Regions from separate parts of the Homo sapiens genome. Here region 1 is linked to region 2. Evidence: chromatin loops called from intact Hi-C (ENCODE). Cell type or tissue: mammary epithelial cell. All regions are shown on one strand.

The links. Peaks named below come from ENCODE experiments on the same cell type or tissue, not always from the same donor. Only the 100,000 strongest peaks of a DNase experiment are listed, where the experiment ranks them.
Region 1: it touches region 2 in a loop (14-fold over the local background); 37 of 110 quality-filtered maps call a loop at or near these places.

What each region holds. Positions count from the first base shown.
Region 1 is chr12:1,631,669-1,636,668 of GRCh38, forward strand. It overlaps WNT5B (Wnt family member 5B), which reads left to right. Exons shown (of 5, transcript NM_032642.3): 3 at 990-1,237. Among named protein-coding and RNA genes, the nearest start is that of WNT5B, 4.9 kb to the left of the region's middle. In mammary epithelial cell, a CTCF peak has its summit at 3,116 (motif pointing right); no DNase peak of the experiment used is centred here.
Region 2 is chr12:1,788,548-1,793,547 of GRCh38, forward strand. ADIPOR2 (adiponectin receptor 2) reads left to right here. Exons shown (of 8, transcript NM_024551.3): 8 at 1-127. It overlaps CACNA2D4 (calcium voltage-gated channel auxiliary subunit alpha2delta 4), which reads right to left. Exons shown (of 38, transcript NM_172364.5): 38 at 3,416-5,000. Among named protein-coding and RNA genes, the nearest start is that of LRTM2, 30 kb to the right of the region's middle. In mammary epithelial cell, a CTCF peak has its summit at 2,755 (motif pointing left); no DNase peak of the experiment used is centred here.

The DNA of each region.
Region 1 (5,000 bases), 160 kb before region 2:
ACATTCCTTTTCCTTGGACCTTCCCTCATGCCCATGAATTGTTAGAAATTGCTCTTGGGTCAACAAGAATATCAATACTTGGTAGTTTTTTGTTCCTTTGTTTTGTGTGTTTTGCTGGTAGGATATAGAATTCCTCTTTTATAAGTCTGAAGGCCAGATGAGGGGTTCACAGCACCATGGGTGGCTGGCTTTCTTCTTATGTTTTAAGGGCTGTTGTCATTGCCAAGTTGACAGGGAAATGGCAGGCGATCACCACCTATTTTGCATGGTCTCTGCCACTAGCATTTTTACTCAGATAGCAAATCTGCAGCCTTCTCATCTAACACTCTATATGGCTGGTAGATGATGAGCAAAAGGGAGAGCCTCTGAACTGGTGGAGAGTGGATGAGGGGAAGCTCAAAGTGAGACATGGCAGTGAAAACAAGTAGACTAGATCGTGATGTATGTAAAGTGATTGGATTTTAAAGGCCCAAAGGGAGTACCACGCAAAGGATTGATTGCTTTCCATGGCTTATCATGTACTTGGGCTGCACTGAACTAGTCACTCCTACTCATTGAATGAGGCCTGTGCTCTCCTGTTGAGGTTTGGCTCTTTTTGCCCTCTATTAAAATGAAGAGCTGCTCCCCACCCCTCGTCTTCTTATCTGCCTGACCCCCATTCTTAAGATCCAGTTCAAATTCTGGCCATTTCCTTATAAAGGCTTCTCTTCAGCCATAAGGGCTATTTTCCTATCTGATCACAGCAGATCCAGAAGCATATCCAGAGTCTGTCTGGGGCATTTGGCATCTCGCATGTCCTTTGTGTTCATGCCTCAGATTCCTTCAGTTTGTCCTTTGAAGGCCAGCACTCTGATTTACTAATTTTTCTTTCCAGGGCCTTGTACACAGGGACGCATTCAATAAATGTGTTGAATGAATGACTTAATGCTGCACACAGGCGTATGCTCACTCCTGGGCCTTTTTTTCCCCTTTCTGGATTGCTGTCCTAGGTCATTAGCTTTGAACCCGGTGCAGAGACCCGAGATGTTTATCATCGGTGCCCAGCCCGTGTGCAGTCAGCTTCCCGGGCTCTCCCCTGGCCAGAGGAAGCTGTGCCAATTGTACCAGGAGCACATGGCCTACATAGGGGAGGGAGCCAAGACTGGCATCAAGGAATGCCAGCACCAGTTCCGGCAGCGGCGGTGGAATTGCAGCACAGCGGACAACGCATCTGTCTTTGGGAGAGTCATGCAGATAGGTAAGAGGCCATTACAAGAGGGCTCGGCCAAGGAACTGCACTCGTCTCGTTTGGGAGCAATTAAGCTCTCTCAGGACTGGCACAGGGAGAGCCCAAAGGCAGCCTAAGTGGGCTCTCTCTAGGCTTGGCAGCAGTGTGCACCACGAGAGAGGCACACGAGGAAGCAGGCTCTGGGAGGCTGCAGAAACCACACGCTTGATGTTCCTCTAGCTCTCTGCCTTCCAGCCTCACTTGGGGCAGGTTGCTTGGGACTCACTGAGAGGGGGCAGGTTGCTTGGGACTCACTGAGAGGGGGCAGGACATCTGAGTTGACTTAGAGTGGATTAGGAGAGCCGCCCACCGCCACTGCCTTTGTGTCTCAGTGCAAAAAAGAGCCTTGGGTAGAGAACCAGAAATTGCAGCCCTGAATGTCTGTTGGATTTTTGCCTCTTCCACTTCAACCTTTGACAGAGAGATAGAAATGTCGGCCAAAGTGTTGATAGCTGTCACTAACCCAACCCCATCCAGTCCCAGCTTTTTCTTTTGAAAGAGATGTGTGAACATGGGGGAAGGGGTCAGACGAAAGAAAAGATGAGAGGGAGAGGGCCAAGTCTTCTGGATTCCTGTCCCTTCCCCTCTCCCACTGCTGGCCAAGGATTCTTGGGCCACCCTATTGCTTAGATGGAGGTGTGATCTGAGGTCTAATTGTTTTAGGTCCTTTTGAAATGCAATCCTCTCCTCTCTGGCAAGAAATTGAGAAATCCGGCCCTATTCTACTGGGTCTTATCCCCAGGGCCATAAAAGGGAAGTGTTAGAATGCTGTGTTCCTTCTGCCTGACATTCTCCCAGAACACCTCCCTTCAAAAGGTTACCTGAGGCTGGAGTTTCCCCAGAGAGGGATTTCAGCCTGGGAGGGGAGTTGGGGAGGTAGAGATTTCTTCGTGCTCCTCTCTTAGGGAGGATACTTGGAAGGCTCCTTCCCCCTCCCACTTATTCCAGACCTCTTTCCCTACCCTCTCTGTCCCATATTGAGAAGTAATGCCCAATGCAGTAGCTCACGCCTGTAATCCCAGCACCTTGGGAGGCTGAGGCAGGAGGATTCCTTGAGGCCAGGAGTTCAAGACCAGCCTGGGTAACATAGTGAGACCTCTGTCTCTATAAAAAAAATTTTTTTTTTCTAAAGAGAGAGAGGGAATTAAAGATGGGAAAAGTACACATTGAAACTTGCTGCTCTCTTGCTTCCTTCGGTATCAACTCAGGGTGCATAAAAGGAAGGTCCTAGTGTTCCTGGGGCAGCTTTCCCAAAAGAGTAGACTTGGGGTTTTAGTGGGATTTACTCATAGTTTATTGATTCTTCTCAAACCCACCTGGCACTTGTCTCTTCTTTCTGGCGAAAATCTTGGCAGCACTTCCTGCCCTGCGTTTTGGGCAATGAAACTAGGACGGCCCAGGTGCAGAGTCTCCTCTAATCTCTTCAGTGGAGTTAATGTTTATTGAAGACCTAAAGTAGGCCTGATGTTGGCTAGATCCTTTTCATGTGTATTTCGTGTGCATAAAGGCCCCAAAGTGAGGCTGTACTTTAGGAAAGAAAGGGGTTGGCAGGAAAAGACACTCCGCTGGGTTCAGATGTGCACTAGGTGGCCAGCGAAAGCAAACCCTGTCGAAGAGAGCCCATCTCTCTGTGCCCTATTCCGTTACAAAATGGAACCCTTCTGTTTGCCTAATTTTCCCCCTTCCTTTTTATAGCATCACTGAAGGCTCATGCTACCTAGGAGGCTGTCCTCCCTTCCTCCCCCCTGAGCCCAGAGTAGCTCCTGGTGAGTCCTCCCTCTCCCTATCTTGAGAAGGACCGTCTAAGGCTTCCTTTCTCCTTTGAAGCTGCTGCAAAAGTCGGTCACCAGAGGGCGGCAGAGCAGCTCGGAGGAGCCTCGGCCCGTTGCCCAGCTTCTGCCTAGGGAGTTTGGAGGCAACTTGGGCTGCTATGGAACAGAGAGGGCATGAAATTGTTCTGCTGTCTCCTGTAGGGAAAAGACGCATGTCCCTCTAGTAGCTCACGGCTGCTTTTTTTTAGCCGTTTATTCTTGAGATGGTTAGAGATTCAACCTGAACTGTTGCGTATATAGATAAACCCCCACGTTGCTTATCCATTCTGAAGCCCCGAATTATCTCTTTCTTGCTGAAGGTAGCAACAGTAGATGGTACTTAGTAGGCTTACCCAAGGGCCCAAAGGCTGCCCCGTGAAGGCAGAGCTGCCCACACTCAGCTTCTGATGAAGACCCGACTGAAAGAGGCAGGCAGCGCACCGGAGGACAAATCAGGATCCCAAACAGTCATGATAGGTTCGAACTGTCAGAGTACAGAACGTCTGGTGTGTTAGTTCAGCTGCAGGTACGTGATTTTAGAAGGCAATTCTGAGAAGGCTGATTCAACTCTGAAAAGCATGTTTGCTAAAGAATGATAGAAATAAATCAGACATATGTAGCTTGGAAAAGTGAAAACGTAAAAGGCTTAATAGTTGTTTTCAAACACTGAAGAGCTGTCAAATGGGAAAGGGATTATAGCAGAGTGCAAGTGCAGCAGGCAGGAATCATAAGGAGGCGTATTTCAGCTTAATACAAGAAGGAGCATTCTGGTGATTGGAGTCATTTGAAAAAGATGGAATGGATTGCTTTGAAAACCTAGCCCACTGGTCTGAGGAACTGTGTAGAGGGAAAGCTTCCGGTGGCTATGGAGGGTAGCTCGGGGCTGAAGCTTGGGAGGCTCCCTCCGTTCCAGGATGCCATGTCAGGTGGTTGAGGCTGCATTTTAAGGAGATGAATTCCTCAAAGTGGGGCCCAGACCCTCCTCCCTGAGAGGCTCTTTGGCCATCTTACCATCCCCAGTGCTCCTTGTCACATTCTGAGCCCCGTAGACCGGGTCCTGTCGGCTGAATCATGAGTGTAACTTCCTGCCATCATTTCGGTTTTTCTTGGGCTATTCCTATTTCACAACTGACCAGAAGCCAGCCACTGGTTAATAGAGAAAAACGGACTCACTCAGCATGGTCTGTTTGTAAACTTCACTGTGTCATGCCCAGATAATCAAGAAGTAGGGCCAAGGGAGAGATTTCTCTAGACCTCTCGGTTGATTGCAGACTGCTTCCCTTTCTACCTTCCAAGACAAGACTCTGGGATTCTGCCTGGTTTAATCTCTGAGATCAGGATTGAATCTGTTTCCTGCTAAGAATCACTCCCTTCTCTCCATATCTAAGTCCCTATAAGTATCATTTGTTATTTCTTATAACAGCTTTATTGAGATACATAACTCCCATACCATGAAATTCAGCATTTTAAAGTGTAAATTCAGTGGCTTTGAGCATATTCACAAGGCTGTGCAACTATCAGCACTGTCTAATCCCATAACATTTTCACCGCTCCACAGAGAAACTGCACACCCGTTAACTGTCACTCTGCGTACCCCAACCCCCAACCCTAGGCGACCACTATTCTTTCTGTCTCCATGGATTTGCCTATCCTGGGCATTTCTTATAAATGGGATTATAGAATACATGGCCTTTGGTGACGGGCTCCTTTTACTTAGCACAATGATTTAAAGGTTCATCTGTGTTGCAGTCTATATATATATATATATATATATATATATATATATATATATATACTTTTTTTTTTTTTTTTGAGACAGGGTCTTACTCTGCTCCCCAGGCTGGAGTGCAGTGGTGTAATCATAGCTCATTGCAGCCTCCAACTCCTGGGCTTAAACAATTCTTCCACCTCAACCTCCTGAG
Region 2 (5,000 bases):
ACAAAGCACATTTTTGGGGATCATAGAAGGTTGGGGTTCCAGAAAGGCATCTGTGTGATGGTTCCATTGATGTGGGATTTCCCTACTTGCTGTATTCTCAGTTTCTAATAAAAAGAACCAAATGAAATATGACCTGTCGTGTGTTTTTTTATTGCCGTTCAGCTTACCTCCCCTTGGCTTTTGGCACTTCTCTGAAGCTCTAATTTAGACACTGTGATTTAAGAAATTTTTGGAAACTTCCCCTTCGGGATGCAGAAATCAAAGTGCTTATGCCCAACTCCTGTTTCCTAACTCAAGCTTTCCTCGTAAGTTGCACCAGGTTTAGAATGGAGGGGAGAGCAGCTCTAAGGGGCAGTTCTTATTTATTATTGAAGTTTATAAAAATAGTCTCTAATGCCAAGGGCAATAGGCTCTACCATAAAGCCTGGGTGTGTAGTAGGCTGTACCATCTAGGTTTGTGTAAGTGCATTCTATGATGTTTGCGTGACAACGAAATCAACTAATTATGAAATCACTTAATGATACATTTCTCAGAATGTATCTCTTTTGTTAAGTGAAACATTACAAAATTTATTTTTTTGGGCACGGTGGCTCACTCCTGTAATCCCAGCACTTTGGGAGGCCAAGGCGGGCGGATCACGAGGCCATCTCCTACAGGCAGTGCACATTGACTAAGTTCATTCCTTGCTTTTGCTGTTGTTTGCTATTATAAATAGGATTTTGTCTTCAATTATATCTTCTAAAAGTTCTTTTGATTGGTGAAAGCTACTGATTGCTGAATATTGGTTTTTTACCCCGACCATTTGCTGTTTTCTCCTCCTAATCATAATTTTTTCTTAGTTGGTTTCCAGTAATAAAGTCATGTTGTCTGAGAAAAAAAAAAATAGTCTCTAATGTAACACTTGATGCCAAGGGATGTGTTAGAGAACTGTCGATGTCATATGATCATAATCACAACCCTCTGAGCCATTCAGGAGTATTTTCACTCTCATTTTATAGATGGGGAAACTGAAGCTTAGGAAGTTTAAGAATGACTCTAGTGCCAGCACTGTATTGGAGAAAAGAGTGAAGAGAAAATTTAAGAAAACCTTTCTGTATTTGTTATTCTGATTAAACAGTGTCATATACATTGACTTAAAGGTTTTGGGGTTCATTAACCTAGTCCCTTCTATATAAGAAGAGGATCTGGTTCGAGTTGGTGTTTGAAATAAAAAAAAAAAAAACGGAATTCCAACCCTTTTGCCTTAGGTAAATTTAGTTTTTGGAAGGGCATTTCCAGTATCAGGATAATATGTTCATTCTGAATTCTCATTTTTAAGTATAGATTTAACTTTAGAGTGTCCCATACCTTACCTGGGCATAGACATTGGATCATTCCCTGCTTTTGACAAACAGTATTAGCTGAAGCCTACTAATAACCCACTTGTCTTTTCCTCGTCTCTTCCCAAAAGGCATCTGAGCCGGGCATGGTGGCTGACGCCTGTAATGCCAGCACTTTGGAAGGCCGAGGTGGGCGGATCACAAGGTCAGGAGTTCGAGACCACCTTGGCCAAAATGGTGAAACCCCGTCTCTACTATAAATACAAAAAATTAGCTGGGTGTGGTGGAGGCACCTGTAATCCAGCTACTTGGGAGGCTGAGGCAGGAGACTCGCTTGAACCTGGGAGGTGGAGGTTGCAGTGAGCTGAGACCATACCACTGCACTCCAGCCTGGGTGACAGAGCGAGACTCCATCTCCCAAAAAAAAAAAAAGTGTCTGTATGGTTCCTGATACCCAGGTGATGTTATGTGGTTGTAGAGGAAGTAGATAAGGACAAGTTTGGATTCTGACTGTACAGCGTGCTAGGCTCTGGGTGCCTAGAGAACCCTCTGGGCAATGTTACTTTAAAATCATCCCAGAAACAACATCTTCTTGAATATTTGGCTTCAATTGTAGTGTTTCATTTTGTCTTCCCCTCAGAGGGCATGAACCATTTGCTAGCCAGCACTGCTCCCTACCCACCACCAACACCCTATCTAATGTACAAATCTTTTCTGCCTTCAGCTGTTTGACTTGGTGAAACAAGGGCAGCCTGTCTCACTCATGTAGAGGCTGCTTATGATGGCATGGGGCAGGAAGGAAGCGTCACGTGCGATGGCCTCTTGTCACCGCCATCCTACTGTCCCACCGTCCCTACCCTGCTACACTACCTGGAAATGAAAAGGGTAGCTTCAGATCTCAGTTGTGCCATTTGCCATGTAGCATGGGCAAGTGGCCGTTTGCTTGTCTAGCCTCGGTGTTCTGTTAAAATGAGGCCAACGATACATCCTCTAGAGCCCACGCTGAGATGCTGTGGTTTCTATAGATAATTTCCTCAAACTTCCCATAGTGATTGGCTGGGTTTTCTGCCAAACCCTCGCTCCAATTCCGTCCTTTTGTGGACTTCATTTACTTTTCTGGCCTTATGATATGCCCACTTTCTTGCCTCCCCGCCGCCCCCGAACCACAACTTCACTGAGCTTAATGAAGTGGTTGAAGCATTTTCCCTGAAAGCTCTTCTATTAAAATACACAACATTATTATGTGGATTTAGTAGTTCACATATCCTTGGTACTGAGGAAGGAAGATCTGACAGCATCCTTAAGTTCCTGGTCCTCCAAAGGTGGTGTACAACATAAGATTTCAAAATTCTGCATTCTAATTTATCAAATGACTTAGGTTCCAAGTTCATGCGTCCGAGAGCAGGTGATGGGCTTTAGAGTGAGCCAGGCTGCCACCTGCTGTCCTTTAGTGGTTCTGCTAAAAGTAGAAGAGGAATCGTTCTGACCTTCAAAGGCAAAGCTTATGAGAATATTTTGTTCTCCAAGGTAGAGAAGGTTAGTTTATCAGAAATGGTTTTTCCTTCCAATGGTCTTGAAAGGGATTCCCCTCGGCCATGCAGAGATATGGGGCCCAGAGGAAGCAGACAAAACCAGGCCAGAAGCTGCTCCAGCTTCCTAAGCTTGGCTTTTTAAGAGTTGATAAATTTGCCTGAAAGTGCTCTACCTGTTTGGGTGGGGATGATAACCCTTCCAAAAGATAACACTGGGTTATGGTCCTACAGAGACTGCTGTTTGGTGTCTGTGAGTTGGTAGTTGGGGTCAAATGCAGTTGGAGGTCAGAATGTGCCTTAATGCCAAAGAATGAACGGCAGGTGGGCGGCCACGGCCTTGGCAGGAAGTGGCAGGGCGAGAGTTAGTGCTCACCCTGCTGTGTGCCGCACAGGTGGTGCCTCGTGACACATGGTTGGGACACTCAGTGATGGCAGCCCAGGGGCTAGAAAGGGCTCCTTGCTGCTTTCTTAACCCTGCTGGGCCTGTTGAACACCTTATTGTTCCTGGCATCTAAATTGTAATTTCTTTGTCCCCACCTCCATGAAACAAGGTAATGTAATGATCGCAGTTAGCATGTATTTATTTAGCGTTTAGTATATGCCAGGCAGTTTCAAGCATGTTACGTGAATACATCACATTCAATCTTCATACACTCTTCCGGTAATTTGGAGGCAATTTTCAACTCTGCTGCAGTTTCTATAACATGGGACTAATGATAGTACCCACTTTCAGGGGGCTGTTGTGAGGATGGAATGAGCTGAAACATGTTATTTGGTACATGTAAACCTTAGCTGTTCTAGCATTATTCTGCCACTTAAGCTGTCTTCGAGCTGCAGTGTCTTCTGCTGTAAGGGGGCATTAATACTGCCCTCACAGGGTTGTTGCAAGACATGACGGTAAGAGTGACATTCTGTAACCGATAATGTAAGTGTGTTTTACAGAGTTGGCATTTGGCCTACTCTAGAGGCAAGTTAGGGCTATTTGCTGGTAGGAAACTTGAACAGCTTTGAACTTGAACTTTGAAGTGTGGAGGCTGAGGGTGATGGAGGAGCGGGGGGAAGCGCCCCAAAAGCCCTGCATGCTGTCCATACCCATCACTGGGGTTTGTTAAATGGAAAGATTTGAGGCCGGCCTCTCCCACATTTCTCCATGGCTTTGCCCTTAATGTTGCTCTCACTGTGGAGACTGTTGTCTCCTGGGATCCAGGTCTTGGGGTTTGGTCGGGGGAGGAAGCTGCGGGGCCTTGGGACCCTGGGGGAGATGTGTGTGCGCTGGGGGTGAGTTCCCAGATAGAGCTTCCCTCCCAGTGGACCCTGCTTAGCAAGTTGGAATGTTCCCACAAGTTCCAACCCTAAGGATTTCACTCCAGGGACAGAGTCAAGTAGATTCTTTTGTAAATCATTGGCCAGAAAAGAGCACAACCACTGCTCTTTTTCACTATTTTACAGCTATTTTTGCCGTCCCCTGAATGTACATCAATTTCCATGCAGCAATTGGATGTCTCAGCCTATTGGCTTTTCATAGATGCAAACTTTCCTTTAGGGCTTTGTAAAGAAGTTTTGGGAAGTTCTTCAATAGCAGCAGTTTGGGGACATCACGTGTAGCCCTGTCGATATTTCCTGAATGGATTTCATTCCTTTCTCAGTCTTGACCATTCCCTTACCCAACCCCCACCCCAACACAGTCAAAACCTTTTCGAGCAGCAGCTAGGAAGGTGAGTGGCCTCCCACCATGAGCCTCACTTTGGGGAATCTATGCTTTAGTTGGGGCATATTCTTGCCTTAGCCTCATCTCTGCATTTGGCCTCATTCTGCTGCTGCTTCTCAGTACCCAGAAGTCCTTGGGTTCTACCAGAGACCACTCCGACAGAAAGGGTCAGAAACAACTGACCCTTTCTTGGCTGGGTCTGGACTCTGGAGTACAGGAAGAACTAAATTATTTTGTCTTGGTCCAAGCTGAGCTCACGCTGGCTTCCCGAAGAGGAGACAGGAAGGTTAGGTCAGAAGTATGCTCATGTTGAGACCTAGGGCAGATGGTACCGGGCACCATGAAGCATCTTGAAAGTGGTGCCAGGTGATTGGTTTCCTGTTCCATCCAGCATTCTCCGGAGCCAGGGGCCACCAGCCCAGGATTGAGAGGAGCGTTGG